Linked DNA regions of Homo sapiens: region 1 is linked to region 2. The links are chromatin loops, found by intact Hi-C in ENCODE. Cell type or tissue: endothelial cell of umbilical vein. All regions are shown on one strand.

What was found. A loop is a pair of places that touch in the nucleus more often than their neighbours do. Peaks named below come from ENCODE experiments on the same cell type or tissue, not always from the same donor. Only the 100,000 strongest peaks of a DNase experiment are listed, where the experiment ranks them.
Region 1: it touches region 2 in a loop (30-fold over the local background); 2 of 110 quality-filtered maps call a loop at or near these places.

Annotation. Positions count from the first base shown.
Region 1 is chr6:84,565,066-84,573,065 of GRCh38, reverse strand. No RefSeq gene overlaps it. Among named protein-coding and RNA genes, the nearest start is that of LINC01611, 94 kb to the right of the region's middle. In endothelial cell of umbilical vein, no CTCF peak of the experiment used is centred here; a DNase peak (open chromatin) is centred at 3,885.
Region 2 is chr6:83,881,639-83,889,638 of GRCh38, reverse strand. The region is part of intron 4 of RIPPLY2-CYB5R4 (RIPPLY2-CYB5R4 readthrough); the gene reads right to left. All of the region lies in intron 2 of CYB5R4 (cytochrome b5 reductase 4), which reads right to left. Among named protein-coding and RNA genes, the nearest start is that of CYB5R4, 26 kb to the right of the region's middle. RefSeq lists a silencer at 4,954-5,023. In endothelial cell of umbilical vein, a CTCF peak has its summit at 4,996 (motif pointing left); DNase peaks (open chromatin) are centred at 4,958 and 6,168.

The DNA of each region.
Region 1 (8,000 bases), 680 kb before region 2:
CACTCACAGATTCTAAGTACACATATCTTTTGGGAGAGGCCAGCATTTAACCCACTACATAAGGCTAATCAGATTCTTCTACTTATAAATAAATATATATATATACACACATAATTTTTTAAAAAAATTTCTGCATTTCAAGATATCAAGCAAATAATTTTACAATTTTGACTCTATTCTTAGAGTTTTAGTAAGTTTTGTTTTCTAATGGAAACTTCTATTTTGGCTTAGAGTTCAAAATATATTGATAGAAAAACGTTTATTATTATCTTTTTAATGTCTATACAGTCCATACTAATGTTCCCTTCCTCTTTCTGTTGATGGTAATTTGTTTTTCCTCTCTTTTTCTTTTATTAGTCTTGCTAGAGGTTTATCAATTGTATTTATCTCTTCAATGAACCAACTATTGTCTTCAATGATTTTCTCTTCTAAATTCTTTCTGTTTTATTGATTTATATTCTTATCTATTATTTCCTTCTCTTGTTATTTAACTTTTCTGTTCTTTTTCTAACTTCTTGAGATAAAGCATAAATTATTATTTTTGATCTTTTAGAATCTTCTACTATATGCACTTAAGGCTATATATTTTCCTTAAACAACTCATTTGATACCATTCTCCCACTTTCAGTATTACATATATTAATCATCTTTGATTTCAAAACATTTTAAATTTGCGTTGCCATTTATTTTTGGATCCATGTGTTATTTAGAAATACATTATTCAATACCCAAGATAGCAGGGATTTCCTAGTTTTTTAAAATTATCTACGTATAGCTTGATTCCATTATGTTCAGAGAACATACTCTGAATGATTTTAGTCCTTTGAATTTGTTGAGGTTTGCTTTATAACCAAATATTGAATCTATTTTGACAAATGTTCCATGTGTACTGAAAATAGCATATATATTTTATTGTTGAGTGTAGTGTTGTATGTATATAAATTAGATCAAGTTTCTTATTATTCAAATCATATATCTCTACTGACTTTTTATCTGCTTGTTTTATTAGCTATTGAAGGAAGTATGTCAAAGTCCTAGCAAGGAATATGTATTTAAAAACTTTTCTTTTCAGTTTTCTTTATTTTTTCATGTCTTTCTTTTACATCTATATTACTTATTCATAGAGGTTTAAAATTCTCAAGTGGAATGATTTCCTTATCATTATATAATATAAACATCCCTTTTATGTTAAGTAAATGTTCTTGCCTTAAAGCATACTGTATCCAAGATCAGCATAATTTTACATAATTTTTTATGAGTGTGTTTATGATATACATGTTTTCATTCATTCATTTACTTTCAACTGTACTAGCTCATAAGCATCATACAGCTTTTGATAATTCAATATAATAATCTCTATTATTATTTCAACTCAATTTATATTTAACGTAATTATATATTTTTATTTATTGTAGGCTTTTCCTTTATCATTTATTCATCTACCTTATACATACATACGCATAGGCACATAATAATTGTAGATATTTATGGGATGCAGTGTGATGTTTTGATACATGTATACATTATCTAAAATTCAAGTCAGAGTATTTAGCATATCCATTGCCTCATACATTACTTTTCATGTTCTTTTTCTTCTCAGTTCTTGCATTATTTGAATGAATAATATATTTTTATTATACCATTTTTCTTTTCTCAACCTTATAGTTATATGTTTTTTAGTCTTGTTTTAGTGATTTCCATAGAAGTTACAACATGCATTTTGACTTACTGTGGTCTATTATAAATTATTATTTCTACCACTTCCCTGATAATGTGAGAATTTCAGAATAATTGAATTCCATTTATTTTCATCCTCGCCTCTTGCATTCTTATTGACATGCATTTTAGTTCAGCAGACACCTCAGACCCCACAGGCCATTATTATTATTGGTGGAGCCAATATTTAGTCAATATTTATTTAAAATTTTTATTGCTCTTTACTCTTTTTGAAGTTTTCTGTTTTACTCTCAGATAACCTTCCTGTTCTTTAAAAATTCCCTTTATTGTCTATTTTAGTGCATGTTTACTAGTGACAAATTATTTTTGTTCATTTGAATATTTTTCACTTTCATTATTGAATGATACTTGTTGTGAATATAGAATTCTAAATTAAAGGTTATTTTCTTTCAGTATTTTAAGAATGTCAGTATCTTTTATCTTTATTCTTTTCTATGAGATCAGTTCTCAGTTTATTATTGCTCCTTTGGAGGTAAATCAGTAGACCAGGAAAAGATCGCCCTTCAGTGTGACTGGGCATCATCCAATTCATTGAGGGCCCAAATAGAACAAAAGGTGGGAGGAAGGTAAATTTGCTCCCTCTGCTTCAGCTGGGACATCCTCTTCTTTTGCCTCAAACATTGGCACTCCTGGTTCTCTGGCCTTTGGTCTTGGACTGAAGCTACACCACTGGCTCCCCTTGACTTCCAGCTTGTGGACAGCAGATTGTGGAATTTTTCAGTCTCCATAAACATATGAGCCAATCCCTCATAATAAATCTACTTACCTACCTATCTGTCTATCATCTATCTATCTATCTATCATCTATCCACCTATCTATCCATATATCATCTATCTATCATCTATCTATCTATCTATCTATCTATCTATCTATCTATCTATCTATCATCTATCTATCCATCTATCTATCTTATCAGTTCTGGTGGGAAAAAAAAAAAACAACTCTGGCTAGTCCAGAAGATTATGTGTCTTTTTTTTTCTGGTTGCTTTAAAAAATATTTTCTCTGTAACTTTTGTTTTTAGCAGTATTATTACAGTTGATCTAATATAATTTTATATACTCATGCTTGATTTATCTTGTTTGGGGTTCACTGAGTTTCTAGAATCTGTGAGTTGGGAGACTTCATTGGTTTTAGAAAATTACTGGCCATTATCTCTTCAAATCTTACTTCCTCCCTGTCCTTCCTATCCTTTCCTTTTGGAACTCCAATTTTATATATGTTAGACCATGTTGTCTTATTGCACTATTCTTTTCTGTGTTTTATTATTTTCCCTGTGTACTTCAATTTGGATAATTTTTATTAAGCTCTTTTCCAGTTTACCAATCCTCCTTCTGCTGCATGTAATCTGTTGCTAACACCATCTAATTTTTTCTTAATTTAGATATTGCATTTTCCAATTCTAGAATGTCCATTTAATTTTTGTATATCTATATTTTTGTTCTTTAGTTACTTTTATCTTTCCATTCATTTTTTTTGTCCCATGTTTCCTTCTATTTTCTTGAACATGATAATAATAGTTATTTTGAAGTCCTTGTCAGATAACTCCAATTCTTAGATCATCTTTAGTTTAGTTATTACTGTTTGTTTGCTCTCTCTCTCTTTTTTTTTTTTTTTTTTTTTTGGTTATGAGGTCCTGTTTTTGTAACAAGTTTCTTTATTCTTTTTGAATGCCAGTGGTATATCTGCAAAATTGTAGACATCTTAGCTAATAGATTCACCCATTTGATCCTGGCATATCTACTGGTGTCTGATTCCCTCTATAAATCAGGGATTGTGTAAGTCAAGGCTGAATTGAAGATGTGGTACTAATCAGTCTACCCTTAACTAATCAGAAAACTGAATGTTCCTGACTGTTCAGTTTTCAACTCAGAGCTGGATGGATCCTAAACCATAATTATTAGCTTGCAAGACTTTTGAAATCTCTGCTCTGCTTTGCAGATGCTTTTCACTTTGACAAATATACTGAAGAGAGCAATTGTATTTGAGTTTGAAACCTCCCAAATTCCTTCTGGGTTCCTTGTCAATATGCCATATATTAAGATAGTATTGCTACTTAGTAAGCATAGCATTCTTATGGATTCTGCTTGTAATTTTGAGGTTTCTTCACATTTCTGTCAGTTGGCAACCTGCTAATTCTTCTAATGGAGCCAACAGAGGGTGCTATAAATCTAGGGAAGCAAGTGCTATGAACAAATCAAGAGAAGAGTATGTTATACAACTAGAGGGAGTGGGCAATACTGGAGGAGGATAAGGAACTTGTTTATTCCTGTTTGCTTTATGTGAACTTCCTGTTTGCTTCTCATTCCTGCTTATAACATCTCAGGTTCACTTCTTGACACCAACTATGGCAGTTCATTTCAGTCACAATAGTTGAATCTAGCTTGCAGTTTTTCAATTCTTAGAAGAACTAGCCTGCTTGTGCCCCCTCAGAGACACCAGAACCAGCCAGCTGCCACCCTTTTCTCAGACATTGGGGTTACAGGCTCAAGGGTACCTTCCTTCAAACTCAGAGACATTAGCACCAACTGAGTAGCATTCCTTTCTCAGAGGTCCAAATTTTGATGTCCTGGGGTCACTCCTCTAAGCGTTTACATCTTATAAATTCTAATCTCTTCTGTTTAGTACCCCCAAGTCTTGGGTGTAGTAGGTGCTATTTTTTAAAAAAAAAATATTATAAGTTTGCAACTTATAATTGTATAAATGTATGGGGTACAAAATGATGTTATAATTTATGAACACAATGTGGAAACATTAAATAAGCTAGTTAACACAATCATCACCTCAAATACTAAACATTTTTGTGGTGGGAGCATTTAAAATTTACATTCTTAGTAATTTTAAAATACACAATAAATATTATTAACTATATTCACTATGCTGTGCAATGGATCTAAAAATAAAATATATTTCTCCCGTCTAGTTGAGATTTTGCACCCTTTGACCAGCATCTCCCCATTCCTTCCTTCCTCGAACCTTTGCAACTACCATTCTATCCTCTGTGTCTATGAGTTCACTTGTTTTACATTCCCGCTATTGTTACCTTTACCATGCACTAGTGCTCTATTTTTTGTCTTTCAGATCTTCAATTCATAGTGTATGTATACTTTTGTTAAAACAATTGGTATGGGTTCTGTTTCCTGACTTTACTCTAATATGGCACATTTATGGATTTGCAGACAAAATGATTGTGTACGTAGAAAAATCCGAGCGATCAATAGGAAAGCTGCTATTATTATTAAATGATTTAGCACAGTCACAAGATATCAGGTCAAAATACAAAAATTATTTTATTTTTATATACTAGTATTGAAAAAAATGGAAAGAAAAATGCATGTGTAGCAGCATCAAAAAACCCAAAATACTCAGGCATACATTTACCAAACTATATGAAAGTCTGTGCACTGAAAGTTACAGAACATTACTAAGAGAAACGAAATGCCTAAATACATGGAGACATATACCTTGGTGGTTTTAAAATATGTCTACAAATTTGTTGATATTCCTCCCTTGCAGAGTTGAATTCTATTTCCTCTTCCTTTGGATGTGGGCTATATTTGTGAGAATCATGCCATGACCATGAGGACACTCAAGTAGCCCTATTGAGAGGTCTACATGGTGAAGAACTAATGTCTCCTGCCAAGAGCCAGTGAGGAATTGGAGGGCTCTTGTCAACAGCCACCGATGTGCATGGTAACAATTCCTTAGCCCCAGTCAAGCCTTTAGGTGACTTCATCCCCAGCTGCCATCTTGATTACAACCTCATGAGAGACTCTGAGCCAGAACCATCCCTCAAAGCCACTCCCAAATTCTCAAGCCACAGAAAACATGAGGTGATAAATCCTCGTTATTTCAAACCACTAAATTTTGGGGCAGTTATCTACACAGCAGTAAATAACCAATACTCATGTTCATGGATTAAAAGTCTCAATAAGTTAAAGTATCGATTCTCCCCAAATTGATCTTTAGGGTCAATCCCAATCACAATCCGTTAAAAAGCTAAAGACATGTTTTTTTTTTTTTGTAGAAATAAAGCTGATTTTAAAATTTATTTGGAGATGACAATAACCTAGAATATGAAAAAAAGCAAAGTTGGAAGATTTTTCACTACCTGATTTGAAGACATTTGATAAAGCTATTATAATGAAGACAGTGATGGGGATATAAGAATACAGATAAAACTTAACGGAACAGATGGAGTCAAAAAATACATACACACATATATTTTACCAAGATGATTTAAAAAGGAGGAATATATAATATTTTCCAAAAATGAAAATGGAACACCTAGATTTCCATATGGAAATAAAATTAAAACAAGTCTCAATCCTTATCTCATACCAAGTAGAAAAATTTACTTGAAAGCAATCATAGACCTAAACATAAAAACTAAAATTCTTAAACTTTTATTTTGGGCAGGCAAAGGTTTTTTGTTGTTGTTGTTTGTTTGTTTTAACATATCATACCACAATTATGCATCTAGATGTTTACCCAAAAGAAATAAAAACAGATATACACACAAGGAGTTTTATACAATGTTAATATCAATTTTATTAATAATAGTTCAAAGTAGAAGCAATCCAATTGTCCTTCAACATTTAAGGACATTTAACAACATAAAAGATGTTGAGTAAATAAATGGATAAATAAATATGGAAGAATATACTATGTTTATTAAATAGAATGCTCAATAATGTAAATATATTAATTTTCCTAGAGTTGATCTTCAGATTCAACAAAATCTCAACATATAAGTAATAATGTAGACTTCTCACTTTGAAAGTTAAATATATGATTATGATATCTACTGGCATTAGAAAGGCAGTTTGTACAGATTTTGAATGACTATTGAGGAGGTGGGTTTTCTTGCTGAACAAGAAATGAAGACCTCTGAGCTTAGATTTACATCTTGCTGCTCAGGTAATGACTAGTGAGCTAATTCAACAATTGTAGCATAATTTGTGATCAGTGGCTAATTATTATGAACAAATTAGTTGTGCAACAGCCCACGCTAGTTACTAAACTGGCAAATTAAATTCTAGCAGGGCTAGAAATGATGCATTTCCAAAAGTCTGAAACACAGGTGCTCCAACTAGTTTGCCTTTTACTTACTGGTGAATTACTTGTAGCATATACAATATAATAATTATACTGATTGTTTATGACAAGGTGGGAGGATGAAAACTTTGGATTTTCACTGTATTGTATTTAAGGAGACCTCTTGGAAAAGACAACCTTCCTAAAGATGAAAATAGTTATGGGACATTTGAAGACTATGACAATTATTAAAATGCTAGCATAATTTTCTTTCTTTCTTTCCTTCCTTCCTTCCTTCCTTCCTTCCTTCCTTCCTTCCTTCCTTCCTTCCTTCCTTCCTTCCTTTCTTTCTTTTTCTCTTTCTTTCTTTTTTTCTTTCTCTCTCTCTCTTTCCTTCCTTCCTTCCTTCCTTTCTTTTTTCTTTTTTCTTTTTTTTTTTGAGACAGGAGTCTTGCTTTGTCACCCAGCCTGGAGTGCAGTGGCGCGATCTCAGCTCACTGCAACCTCCGCCTCCTGGGTTCAAGCGATTCTCCTGCCTCAGCCTTCCAAGTAGCTGGGATTACAGACGTGCGCCATGTCTCTTTCTTCTCTTTCTTTCTTTCTCTTTCTTTCTTTCTTTCTTTCTTTCTTTCTTTCTTTCTTTCTTTCTCTTTCTTTTTTCTTTCTTCCTTTTTGCTTCTTTCTTTTTCTTTCTCTCTCTCTTTCCCTTCCTCCCTCCCTCCTTCCCTCCCTCCCTCCCTCCCTCCCTCCCTCCCTCCCTCCCTCCCTCCCTTCCTTCCTTCCTTCCTTCCCTCCTTCCTTTTCTTCCCTAATTTTTCTTTCTTTACCCATCACCTAAATGTAAGTATTCACCAGGATTTATCTTTAATACTTTTATTTTCTCAATCTATACCCCTTCCTAGATGATCCTATTCATCCTCTTGCCTTCAACTTTTGCCTATATCATGATAACTTTCCAAACTGTTTCTGACATAGACATTGCTTGGAAATCAAATTGCCTACTAAAAATTTCCACTTAAATGTCCTATTAGTTGTCAAATTCGACATGTCCTAAACAACTCAATATCTATTCCCTTCTCCCCCAATGACTTCACCCAATTTTCTTCAACATAATCGGCAATTCAACATCCACCCAGTCTCCCAAACCTGGAAAGCAAAGATATTTCTAGTCTATTTTCTCCCTCCCTGGTCATGTCCAATTAAACATTAAATCTTATCTATCTCATC
Region 2 (8,000 bases):
GGCATGACGTACAGTGCTATCAGACCTCTTGGGTGACCAGTTGCATTGTCAATGAGTAGTAATTTGAAAAGAAACTTTTTTAAAGAGCAGTAGGTCTCAACATTGAGCTTAAAATATTCAGTAAACCATGCTATAAACACTGAGGTACTGTCATCCAAGCTTTGTTGTCCCATTTATAGAGCACAGGCAGGGCAGACTTAGCATAATTCTCTAGGGCCCTAGGATTCTTGGAATGGTAAATGGACACTGACTTCAAGTCACCAGCTGCATTAGGCCTTAACAAGAGAGTCAGACTGTCAGACTGTCCTTTGAAGCTTTGAAGCCAGGCATCCCCTCTCTAGCTGTGAAATTCCTACGTGGCATCTTTAGCCAATAGAAGACTATTTAATCTACATGGAAAATGTGTTGTTTCGTGTATTCAACTACATCACTGATCTTAGCTAGATCTTCTAGATAACTTGCTGCAGCTTCTACATCAGCATTTGATGCTTCACATTGCACTTTTAAGTTATGAAGGTGGCTTATTTCCTTAAACCTCATGAACCAACCTTTGCTAGTTTCTAACTTTTCTTCCACAGCTTCCTCACCTCTCTCAGCCTTCCTAGAATTGCAGACAGTTAGCATTCTGCTCTAAATCAGTTTTGGCTTAAGAGAATGTTGTGGCTGGTTTAATCTATCCACACCACTAAAGCTTTCTCCATATCACCAATAAGGTTGTTTTGCTTTCTTATATCATTCGTATGCTTACTGGGATAGCACTTTTAATTTCCTTCAATAACTTTTCCTTTGCATTCACAGCTTAGCTAACTGTGTGGCACTAGTGGCATAGCTTTCAGCATTTTTCAGCTTTCAACATGCCTTCCTCACTAAGCTTAATCGTTTCTAGTTTTTTATTTGAAGTGAGAGATATACAACATTTCCTTCACTTGGAACACTCAGAGGCCAATGTAGGGATATTAATTGTCCTAATCTCAATATTGTTGGGTCTCAGGGAATGGAGTGGCCCAAGAAGAAGGTGAGACAGGAATTGTCAGTCAGGGGAGTAGTGAGAACATATACATTTGTCCATTCAGTTTACCATCTCATATGGGCTCGATTTGTGGCACTCCAAAACTATTACAATAGTAACATCAAGATCACAGATCATCATAAGAGATACAATAATAATGAAAAAGTTTGCAAGAACTATCAAAATGTGACACAGAGACATGAAGTGAGCACATGCTCTTGGGAAAATGGTGCCAAAAAGTTGTTAGACACAGAGTTGCCACGAATCTTCAATTTGTAAAAAATCCATTACCTGCAAGGTACAATAAAGTGAAGCACAATAAAACAAGGTATGCCTGTACTCTATTTGTACTATATATGGCTTCTAGAAATAAAATCTCTCATGTGTAAGGTTCTAGCCTTCTATGAGTTCCACCTGGTTTTTAGAAACTAATTTTGAAACCATCTAAATTTTCCAGTGATGCAATTTTATTAAGTTATTCCCACATCTCTAATTGCTCTGGTCTGGCAGATCTGAGCATCCAATTACTCACTAAATATAAATAAATAATAATTATGGGCCAGCAGATATAATCTCAAATTGATACTAGGCTATTAGTGAGTTCTGCAAAACCTAAATCCTAATAATAATTAACAGCAAAAATGGGCTTAAACAGATTCATGAAACACCAATCCTCCATGGTGTAAAACTGGACTGTAAATAAGGACTCCTGGTCACAATCCAACTGGTATTTTTAGATCATTGACATGGGTGCTCTTCAGTGGCAAAGGGGGGATTTAGGGAGAATATCTATCTATCCATCCATCTACCCATCCATCCATCCATCTATCCATTCACCCACCCACCCATCCCCTCCTTTATGCTGATACTTTATTTTTGTGTGTGTTTTGTTTTTTAAACTCTAACCAGGAACAGACCCAAAAAAGGACTGACTGAGAACTGTTCAGAAGAGCCACTTATTAAAACTAAAATACAACGGTTGTATTAGGAAGGTATACTCCAATGTTTAAATAAATCATTTTTAAATGCCCTAGCAATATTAGGGGTACACTGTATAGCTAATTCATCATAGCAGAGAGGCAGCACAATTTAAAACACATATTCAGAACAATAACTACACTGAGTTTCTCTAGGCAATGTACTGGTAGTACCTGTTCTTAATATCTTTTCATACTAAATTACCTCTTTTGTGTTATATCTGGAATTCTGAGCTCTCAAACAAGTTCTCTGAATAAAAATTACCCATTTTAAAATTACCATTTAGTACTTTGTGTTGTCAGAAATGTAAACTTCAAAATCACAGAATGATAGTCTTAAAGACTAGGAGAACTTTAAGGCAATTTTTAGCCTCATCCAGCACAGGCTTTATCTCTATAATATCTTACAGACAAAGCATCATCCAGCATCTGCTTGAACAGATCCAGTGCCTAGTAGCTCACCACTTTTTTAAAAAGCTCAGTTCAAGGATATCATTTTTTTACCTAAAAACGAATATTGCCTTTTTATACAGAAAGAATTCTTTCTCTCTTGAAAGACACTGCCTATAGTTTTTCATTTGTGCATTTTATATTTATTTGTTTTCAATTTAACCCCAATTGCCTCTGATAAAGACTGTGGGCATCCTACAATAAAATATTTAAATTCAAGTTTGTGAAAGTCTGTGTGTAAAAACTTAAAAACCCACAACAAAATGTGTATTAGAAAAGAAAGTATACCAATTGTCTAACCTCACTAACAGCGTTACTGTGAGCATTTAATATAGTCCTGAACTTCCTAGCAGCCAAAGCCAACAGAGGCACTAGTAACAGTGGTCTCATTATCTAATTTTAAAATTTATTAAAAATAAAACAAAGAAGACTTGCTAGCTCATTAGTTCTTTAAAAGGGAGTAACTCTTGATATTGTGAAGAATTATGAGTCCTCATAAAGGGAACACTAACCACATAACAGATATTACAATTTAACAGTACACAGAAACATCCTTACATGGCATTACTCCCATCCACCCTACCCCTAGGTAACCACTAGTCTACCTTCTGTCTCTATAGATTTGCATATTCTGGACATTTCATACAAATGGGATCATACAATATGTGGTCTTTGTGACTAACTTCTTTCAGGTAGTATAGTGCCTTCAAGATGCATCCATAATGTTGCATGTATCAGTATTTTTTCTTTTTAGGGATGGATAATATTTCTTCTATGGATATACCACATTTTATTTATTTATCAGTGGATGAGCATTTGAGCTGGTTCCACTTTGCTATTGTTTAAATATTTGTCCCCTCTAAAGTTCATGTGGAAATATAATCCCCAATGTGGCAGTACTGAATGGTAGGGCCTTTAAGCGATTGGGTCATCAGGGCAGATTCATGAATTAATGGATTAGTGGGTTCATGGGAGTAGGACTGGTGGCTTTATGAAAAGAGGAAGAGAGAACTGAGCTTGCATGCTCAGCCCCCTTACCATGGGATGCCCTATACTGCATTGGGACTCTTGCAGGGAGTCCCCACTAGCAAGAAGGCTCTCACAAGATGTGGCCTGTTGACCTTGGACTTCTCAGCCTCTATAACTGTAAGAAATAAATTCCTTGTCTTTATGAATTTCCCAGTTTCAGGTATTCCGTTATAAGCAGCAGAAAATGAACTAAGGCACAGTTTTTGGCTATCATGAAGAATGTTGCTATTAACATTCATGTACACGTTTTTGTGTGGACTTATATTTTCGTTTCTCTTGAGTATATACAACTAAAAGTAAATTTGGTGGGTCACAGAGTATTCTATATTTAACCTTTTGAGGCACTGCCAGACTGTTTTCCATTCTTACCAGCAATAGTTAGAGGTTCCAATTTCAGAGAGCTCTTTTTTAGTCACTATTCCAACTCTCCACAGAGAAGAAAAGCCATCTATAAAATCTGAATCACATCACAAATAGCTCAGAAGACCGAATTCAGAACTGGATTACAGCATGCTCCAACTTAATCTCACACCCAGCTCTATATGATAGGGTTTGGTTAAAGGTAGTACAATGCAAGATTAAAGCGACATTTTATACCTACTAATCTATCTTCCAGATGAAGTTCCCACAAATTTTCAGGTTAGGTAACCATACATGTGAACCATAACGGCTCACCAATAAGGAGTGAACTGTATCACCATGGTTCAGGCCACACATCCACTAATTAATAATTTTTCATTTCTTCTTTGTTTACTTCTGAAAGTCAGAGAGTCTCAAAATATGGTCTAGGGACTCCTGAGGGAGCTTAAGACCTTTTTGGTGGCTCAAGGTCAAAAATTCTTCATAGTAATACCAAGATGTTATTTGTCTTTTTCTATTCTCATTCTTTCACAAGTGTAACATTTTCAAGATACTACATGACAAATAAGATAGAATATCGAAGATGCCATGAGAATACAGTCGTCATCTATTAAGCCACACATTAAAGATATTTGCCAAAATGTAAAACAATGCTACTTTTCTATTTTTCATAAACATAGGTACTATTTATAACATATAGTGGGCTCATTATTTGTAAAATTATTTTAAAAATATTCTTTACATTTCTTAATTTTTGAAAGATAAATATCAATAGATATGTCCTAAACAATAGTCCTTGGAGTCTTCAACAATAAAAGAGTAAAGATATTTTAAGACCAAAAAGTTTGAGAACCACTGCTTTAAGTAAAAGCGTTATTTCCGTGATAAGATTAAAAAATAATTTTGGGTTTTGAAATTCAAACAAATATTTAATTCTAAAAGCCCCACATTATATTCATTCAACAAAAATTCATTTAATGCCTATAACGTATATACCAAATATTATGCCAGTATACTGTAGCATTCTTGCAATTATTCACCACTGTTCATTTCCTGTCTATAAAATAAACGAGGAGAAAAGATGTGTTCACACGATAAAATTATGGCATATTTCACTGTATTGAAATGCACAGGTCGATTGTTACAATTACTGTGACTACTTTGCCATCTTGTGTTCAGTAATGAAATTGCACATTATTGTAATTACTTCCTGTCAACTGCTGAGGAAAGGTGTTAAAATATGCAACTGTAGTTAAGGATTTTAATTCTACCCCTCAATTCCATCAATGTTAGCTTCATGCCTTTTGAATCTTTTCTATCACAGGCATAAACAGTTTTCCTAATGAAATGACCCTTTTTATCATTATAAAATGTCTATACCTCTGGTAAGATTCTTTGCCTCATAATCCTTTTTATCAGATACTAATATAGTCCAACCAATAATAAAATTTACTAGCTGGATAGCATACTTTTTCCCAAACATTTACGTTTAGCCTATTTGTGTTTTTAAAGTATACCTCTTATAGACATCATGTAGTCAGGTCTTGATAATACATACATCTACACATGGGTGCACACAAAGAGATAATCTCTATATTATCTATAATTAAGATAATTATCAATAGATAATTATAATTACATGATAGATAATTATTATAAACTATCATTTATAATAGTTTTAATTAGAGTGCTCGATTCATTTACACTTAATTATTAATATGGGAGATTTTACTAATCTCCCTCCCAGCCCCAAGTTTTCTGTTATATGTCTCTGTTTCTCTTTCCCTGCCTTCTTTTGGGTTAACCAAACTTTTTTTAGAATTTCATTTAATCGATTGGCTTTTTGGCCTTCCTCTTTAAATTATTTTTTAAGTGATTGTTCTAGGAACTGTAGTATATATCCTCAACTTTTACCTGCTTACTTAAGAGTTAATATTGTATGCCTTCCCACGTAATATAAGAACCATTTACTGCTCTCTAACTCCTATCCTTTAACTCCACAATACAATGTTATAACTTTTAAAGTCATGTATTTTTTATATGTATTTTTATAAAATGAAGAGGACAAAAAGTAGTATTTTCTCTTACATATTTACCACCTCCTAAATATCTGAACTTCTATCTGGTATCACTAACTTTCAACCTGATGAATGCCTTTTAGCATCTATCTTATATTGCAGATCTACAGGTAATAAATTTCCAGTTTTGGTTTATCTGAAAAAGTCTTTATTTCATCTTTATCCTTCAAGAATTCTGTCTCCCTACGGGTATAGAATTCAGGGTTGATGGTGTTACTTTTCCTTCAGCAGTCGTTTTTATTATTTCCTAGTGTGTTTTCTCTGGCAGCTTTCCAGATTTTCTCCTTGTTAGCTTTTAGCAGTTTAGGATGTGCCTAGATGTTATTTTCTTTGTATTAATTATGTTTAGATTTGCTAAGCCTCTGAATTTACAATTTATGTCTCTCACTAAATTTGTAAAATATATGGCCACTATTTCTTCAAATATTTTTCTGCCCCATTCTTTCATTCCTTTCCTTCTAGAATTCCAATGACACATTTATTAAACATTTTTATTTTGTCTGACAGGCCCCTGAGTCCCTGTTCATTTTATTTCTGATAATTTTCCTCTCTGTTCTTCAGATTTGACATTTATATTCATCTATCTGCAAGTTCATTAAGTCTTGTCTATGTTGCCACCAATCTGCTATTAAGCTCATTCAACAAATTTGTTATTTCATGTATTTTTCAATTCTAAATTTCTATTTTTTAGTTTCTATTCTTCTGAGAGTTTCTATTTTTTATTCATTATATCCATACTTTCCTTTGTTTGTTTGCTTTTTTGAGATGGAGTCTCACTCTGTCACCCAGGCTGGAGTGTAGTGGTGCAATCTCGGCTCACTGCAACCTCTGCTTCCAGGGCTCAGGTGATTCTCCTACCTCAGCCTCCCGAGTAGCTCAGACTATAGGCATGGTCTAATTTTTTGTATTTTTAGTAGAGACAGGGTTTCACCATGTTAGCCAGGATGGTCTTGATCTCCTGATCTCGTGATCCACCCACCTCGGGCTCCCATACTGCTGGGATTATAGGCGTGAGCCACCACGCCGGGCCTGTATCATATATTCTTTTACTTACTTACTTAGCACAGTTATAAATAGTGCTTTAAAATACTTGTGAACTAAGTTCAACATCTGGATCATCTCAGAGTCAGACTCCAATAACTGCCTTTTCTCTTGAGTATATCTAGTAACTTTGGATTATATTCTGACCTTATAAATATGTTGTAGAAACTTTGGATTCTGTAATATTCCTGCAAAGATTATTGACTGTTTTAGTAGGCAATTAACTCGACTGGACACAACTCCAAACTGGTTCCCCTTTGCTGGGGTGAAAAATGAAGCCTCTGTTCAACGTTTTCAGCCTTCAGGTAGCATAGAGTCTGTCCCGTATACAAGATTTAGACAGTTTATACCCTTCTCTGAATCTTTTTCTGGATCTTCTCCCCTTCCAGTTACCGCAGATGCCCCAACTTCTGACATCTAGTTATTCAAGCCAGTAAGACTTTGAGTCTCCACCTGAGTTTTCACCTTCACAGCACGAACACACACACATAACCTCAAGTTCAATGCCATAAGAAATGGGAAACTCACACAGTGACATCCCTTCTTCTACATATAGATGACTGTTCACCAGTCATCTTCACCAGTTTTGATTGTTCACCAGTATCTTTAGATAGTATTTTAAAATATGTGGTCTGAGTTTATAGTTGGCATTTGTTGGAGTCTTGATCTAACAGGAGATAATCAGCTATAATCACTGAAACTCTGCATATTATTTTAGAGCACTCGGCAATAAAACTTTCCAACTTCAATGAAGACAAATGGAAAATAAATTAATGAAAGACAAATTGATTTTATAATAATTTAAAGTAAATGTGGTATCGGTATATTCAAGAATGTTAACTAAAAAGGCTTAAAAGCTGCTAGGACAACAGAGAACTTAGGACTTCCGAATTAAAAGCATTCATTTGTCTCCCACATGCTGAAAACTTTCTAAAATGGCTGTAAAGGATAAATAAGACATAAAATCACAGAGCTACAGAAATCAGAAGAGATGACAGCAACTAAGTTCTGGAAGCCTGAAAACCAAACAGATGAGTAATAACATACTTAGAAGAA